Linked DNA regions of Homo sapiens: region 2 is linked to region 1. Evidence: chromatin contacts called from ENCODE Hi-C or POLR2A ChIA-PET data. All regions are on one chromosome and are shown on one strand. Each heading gives the region's core, a stretch centred on a gene start or an enhancer-like site at or near the end of the contact. The rest is flanking DNA. Distances are from core to core; before and after follow the strand shown.

Region 1 (2,924 bases), core at 311-2,810:
TGACACCTCTCTCCCCACTCTAACATCTGCTAGCGGAAGCAGCCAAGCCCACAGGCTCCAGGCACTCCAGAGAGGTCTGTGTTCTTGCAGCCTGGGTTCCTGGGTAAGGGAACAAATGCAGGGCCTGTCTGAGACCAGAGGCTCCCACTGTGCCAGGCACAGCCTGAAAGCAGGTCTGGCGTGCTTCTGAGAAGCAGGCTTCTCAGCCTTAGCAAAGCTTTCCCTGGACCAAGCCTGGAGGGTGTAGAGAACCACGTTGAGACCACGGAGTCTAACCCCAGGCCCTTCCCCCGTTTTCCTTCCAGGAGCAAGCAACCTAAGCCACCCAGATTTTTGTTTAACCCAATGGCCTTCTCCATAAAGGACGAGTTGAATTTCCTACCCATGCAGGGGATGAGAGGCCTTGGAGTCTAATGTGACATAAAAATTAATATGACATTTTTGCACCTCCGAGCTTGACCACACACATCTCATTATGTTATCACTGCCTGATACTTCTCCACTCCCCAGCAAATGGTGAGCCAAAGGTGGGGGAGTGAAGTGGCAGAAACGGGAACTGGGTCTCCTTCCTTCATAGGGTACCCTGGAGCTGAGCAAGTCCTGGCTCAACAGAAGGTCTCACTGCATGTTGGATAGACAGAGAGTAGATGGACAGGTGTTTGAACATTGGATGGATGGATGGATGGATGGATGGATGGATGGATGAATGGATGGATGAAGAGAAGAGCCCACAGACATTAGAATGGACAGATGAGTGGATGAAGGAGGAAGGAAGGATGGATGGATGGAGGGATGGATGGATAGATGGACAGATGGACACGCAGACATTAGAATGGATAGATGGACGGATGAATGGATGGAGGCTGGACGGATGGATGACGGGTGGAGGACAATGGACAGATGGATAGTCAGATGAATGGCTGGATGAAGGAACAGATGAGTGGATAGATGAGGAAATAGAAGATAAAGCGATAATGGATGGATGGGCAGACAAAAGAATGAACAGATAAATGGATGAATGGACAAAAGTATAAATGGATGGGTGAATGTTAGAACAACAGACAGCCCAACAGATGGATGGACACACTTACCAATGTTCTTCTTTAACAGGACTGGGAAAGTCAAGCCAGGGCCTCAGACCTGCTCTTGTTGGAAATGCTCCACCTCATAGATGGCAGGGATGTCATCGCCACCCACAGGCGCTAGGATGAGGGAAGAAGGCAGAAGTGGCCAGCCCTGACCCCTGGTGGTTGCTATGGGAATGATCACCCCAGAGCCTGGCTTGGCTGCGGGAAGCTGGAAAGGGTGGGACATTCCAGCACACTCTGATCTTCTGTCATCCAGGCAGGCTCCCATCAAAACGTTCTTGGACACAGTTTGCCACATCTATAGTGTGCTAGGCACCAAACCAGGAGTTTTCTTACACTCTGAGGGCCTAGTCTTGGCCAAGCCCTGCTAGAGAGAGCTGCTGGGGCCACTGTGGACAGGTGACTCATACGGCATACATTTATGCATTGCTTGTCACGCCAGGCTGCGAGCCAGCCCACTCACTCCTTTCTCATCAGCCTTTGAAGTAACACCCAGGACAACCCCCATTTGACAGGTGAGAATACAGAGCCTCAGAGAGGCCAAGAGGCTTGCATGGGGCTGTAGCAAGTGAGGGGCAGAACCCAGGCTGTCAGGGAATCTCCCCCTCACCCTGCCCACCCTTAACGACCTTGCTCCCTGCCTCCCCGCCAGACCCTGTGGGGAGGAAAATTGAGGTTGATGTTCTAAGCATGCCGGCCTCAGCATGAACACACACACAGCCCCTCCCACCTCAGATATCCCTGTCCAGTAGGGTCACTCCCAACCTCTCATGGTTCTGGTGGGGAAGCAGAGCCTGGTGTGATCTCGGCTCCAGCACTGAGTAGCTGTATGACCCTGGGCGAGCCACTTAACCTGTCTGTGCTTCAGCTCCTCATGCGTGTTCCCAGTATGATACTAAACACAGGGCTGGTGTCAACATTCAATGAGCAAAAATATTTAGAGAGCATCTGACTCACCGGGAGTGTTTCCTCTTATCATTGCTAGGGAGGAAATGGGCTTGGAGAAGAAAAAGCCTGAATATGGAAGACATAGCAGTTTCCCCCACGCTGTTTCATCATTTTTCAAAAATACGGTGGTATCATCACTCTTCTTAGAAACAGTGCCCCCTCCTTTGCCTGCAAACAAAATCCAAATTCCTGAGTCTCCCCTACCCTTCCCTACCTCCCCTCCCCAGAGGCATCCTGAATTTTGTATGTGCCCTTTACAGCTCTGTCTGTATAGTTCAGTGCAGTATAAATGTTTAGATATGTATTACTTACTTTTTCTTGGCATTAAACCATTATTAAAAAGGTATGGGCTGGGCACGGTGGCTCACGCCTGTAATCCCAGCACTTTGGGAGGCCGAAGTGGGCAGATCAACTTGAGGCCAGGAGTTTGAGACCAGCCCGGCTAACATGGTAAAAATCAGTCTCTACTAAAAATACAAAAAATTAGCCAGGTATGGTGGCACACGCCTATAACCCCAGCTACTTGGGAGGCTGAGGCAGGAGAATTGCCTGAGCCTGGAATACAGAGGTTGCAGTGAGCCAAGATTGCACCCCTGTGCTCCAGCCTGGGTGTGACAGGGCAAGACACTGTCTCCAAAAAAAAAAAAAAATGGTATTGACCAAGTGTGGTGGCTCATGCCTGTAATCTCAGCCTGGGCAACATAGTGAGACCCCCATCTCTACAAAAAAAAAAAAAAAAAAAAGCTGGGTGTGGTGGTGTGCTTGTAGTCCCAGCTACTCCAGAGGCTCAGGCGGGAGGATCACATGGCCTCCATGGTAAAATCCCATCTCTACTAAAAATACAAAAATTAGCTGAGCATGGTGGTGAGCACCTGTAGTCCCAGCTAT
Region 2 (2,924 bases), core at 1-2,500, 100 kb after region 1:
CTTGGCCATGGGCCTGGGGCTGGTTAGCTCAGGCTGATCACAGACACCACAATGACCATCAGGGAAATTTTCAGACATCCAGAGGCAGCCTCCTTTTAAGCTCCCTGGGCAAGGCTGAGGCCCAGGCGTCTCCGGGGCAGGGGCATGCATTCCATGGGTGGGTGTTGGGATCCTTGGTCCCTCACTGCTTTAGGCCTATTCCTCTGAGACACCTGGACAGTAGCTGGATGTGGAGGTATTTTCATTTCTCAGGATTTTGGCTGTTCAGGTGGCCTATTGTTTTGTTTTGTATATATGGTCTAAAGCAGTGGTTCTCACACATTCGTGTGCATCAGAATCACCTGGCCTGTTAAAACACACATTTCTGCTGGAAACCCCCAAAAATTCTGATTTCATAGGTCTGAGTAGGGCAGGGAATTTGCATTTCTAACAAGTTTCAAGGTGATGGGAAGCTTCTGGTCCAGGGACTACACTTTGAGAAGCCCTGGTGTAAAAAGGTACAGACGTGAAAACCAGAGGGGGGACAGCTCCTCCCCAGAGGAGGCACTGGGCAACTTCTCTTGTCCCTGCCTGGCACAGCTGAGGCCTGTGACTGGGGATTCCGACAGATCAGTGAGTCAACCACTGCACAGGCCCGAAGGGCAGAGGTGAGGGGGTTGGGGGCTGGGTGGGGGCAGCAATGAAGGGGAATGAAGTTTGAGCTTGAGGGCAAAGTCTCAGGGGGACCTAGAATGGGAGAACTGGATGTTTTGAGGGTGGAGAGGAGACCAGGGAAGACAGAGGTGCTGGTGCGGCTACTTGAGGAGGGGTAGCAGAGGAGGTCACTGTGGGGCTGGGAGAGCTGGGCTGTGAGGGCCCAGAGAGTCATGATGGGGTTAGGGGAGCAATGGGTGTGTATGTGATTCCTGAAGAAGTGAAGGAATTGAGATATGGGGGCTGGGAGCTGATGTGGCGTATGGGTGTGTATGTGATTCCTGAAGAAGTGAAGGGGTTGAGATGTGGGGGCTGGGAGCTGATGTGGAGTTCAGCTTTCAGGGGCTGAGAGGCCATGTGGGCTTTGGGGCCCAGGGAGGGGCGGTGGGAATGAGCTGGGGGTACCGGGGGCGACCTGAAGCGGGTGCGGGGGTGCCAGGGCGCCAGGGCAGAATCGCGCGTCCCGCGGCTCGGAGGAATACGGCGGGGGCCGGCCGCCAGGGCGGGGCAGGGGGCGGGGCGCAGCGGCGAGACCTGGCGGAGGGGGGAGCGGAGCGGAGTCCCAGCCGGAGCCCCAGCCGGAGCCCGATCCCTAGCCCTGCGGCCGCGCCTCCCTCGCCGTCCCCGCCTGGAGCCCGGCGCCGCCGCCGCCCTGCCGCCCCCGCCAGCCGCGCCGTGACGCGGGCATGAGCCTGCTCCGCGGCGCCGCTGAGCAGGCGCTCCTGGCCCGGGCCTCGGCGCCCAGGTAAATTGGGGGGCGTGAGGCAGGGAGGGGGACATAGGCCGCCCAGAGCCTGCAAGAGTCTCGGCGACTCCCACCCCTGAGGACCCTCAGTCACTTCCTGAACCTGAGGACGCTCCGTCCCATGGGACCTTCCTACTCTCGGGTGGGGAGCTTAGAGACCCGCCCCCCAAAAGCCAGTGCCTGGGCCCTGAAACTCCCTGCGCTCTCTCCACCCGCAGCTTTCCTCTCCGGGGGAGCCCAGGTCGCGAGCTGACCTCACCCGCACCCACACAAACCTCATCCGAGCAACCCAGGCCCTGCGCTCCCGGGCCTGCCCCCCCGGAAGGGGCATAACCCAGCCCCTGGCAGCTCCCAACCTTCTCTCTGCCTTCCTGCTCCTCCCCGGGGCCTCCTGTTCGCTCACCTCCTCCAAATTCCAAGAGATGATTTTCTGTACCCCAGCTGGCCCCCACTGCCGACCCCCTCCTGCCTATGGGGTTTCTCCCCACAGCCCAAACTCATGGCCAGCTGCCTCCTGTCCTTGAACCTTTCTCCATTGGCCCCCAAGGTCCTGTCCACCTTCTCCCCCAGGGCCCGCAAGGCCCTAGATCCAGTTACATGCTTTCTATTACTGAAAAGGGGCATGAGCCGAGGCTGGGCACCTGGGTGATGTGGCAGAGCAGGGGCTCTGTGCAGCCTGCCTGCCCCAAGCCATGGGGACACGTCAGTTGCTGGGGCGCTTCCGCTTGGATGGAGGGTGTGGGTTGGAGGGGTCTGATGGCCAGGGCAGCGAGGGGCCTGGCAGTATCTCTAGGAGACTCCACTTGGGCAGTGTGAGGTGGGCTTGCTTAGGGCAGGTTCTTTCCTGGACCCTTTCAGAGGGATGTGGCGCTGGTACAGGCTCTTCCTGCCCCCACCCCCAACTCTGATCCCAGGAGCTGTGCCTCCTCTCCCCAGTTGCTTGCCTTGCTGTGCTGGTACTGGTTACTCCCAGCACTTCCCTCCTGGGCAGGGCAGCAGGGCTGGGCATGACCTCACCCCACAACCCTGGCCAAGGTGGGGCCGCCCAACTAGGCCTGGCCTCGATGTCAGCAGCATGCTCTTCCCTGAGGCAGCTCTGAACCAAACTGCGGGTCTTGGGCACAGCTGGTTCTCCAGTAACAACAGCCTGCTGGCCATGCCAGTCAGCGCTGAGACCCAGGAGCTGGGAGCCCACTGTGGCTCACGCACCTCTGGAAGCTGAGCCAGGTCCAGCCAGATGGAGGCTGGTGGTGGTGGAAGAAAGGATGGGGAGGAGGACAAGTCCTGGAGAGAATTACGTGTTCAGCCCCCAAATATTGAGCATCTCCTTCCCACCGGGCACCATTCTGGGAGCTGGGATAGAGCTGTTAACTAGACAGACGAGGCCGAGCCACCAGGGAGCTGACATTCCAGATGTCTCTCTGTGGCCAGAAACAAATGGACAGATGTAAGAACAAGAAAATCCCATGGTGATGTGCGATGAAGA

The links. A loop is a pair of places that touch in the nucleus more often than their neighbours do. ChIA-PET counts read pairs that join two places held with the same protein, here RNA polymerase II (POLR2A). Pooled maps may share reads with other maps.
Region 2: a pooled map shows a loop between it and region 1 (3-fold over the local background). The contact joins the promoter of DOK4 here to the enhancer-like site in region 1. A Hi-C loop is called at or near these places in 7 of 50 pooled maps. POLR2A ChIA-PET finds 5 or more read pairs at or near these places in 5 of 52 experiments (A549, HEK293, OCI-LY7 and 2 more).

Annotation. Positions count from the first base shown.
Region 1 is chr16:57,589,892-57,592,815 of GRCh38, reverse strand. All of the region lies in intron 1 of LOC105371291 (a long non-coding RNA gene), which reads left to right. Among named protein-coding and RNA genes, the nearest start is that of ADGRG1, 37 kb to the left of the region's middle. Within about 2 kb of position 1,560, at least 13 of the 41 ENCODE cell types and tissues checked have a DNase peak (open chromatin) inside an H3K27ac peak, as active enhancers do.
Region 2 is chr16:57,484,819-57,487,742 of GRCh38, reverse strand. DOK4 (docking protein 4) reads left to right here and starts at 1,250. Exons shown (of 9, transcript NM_018110.5): 1 at 1,250-1,438. RefSeq lists a silencer at 1,070-1,369 and an enhancer at 1,201-1,997.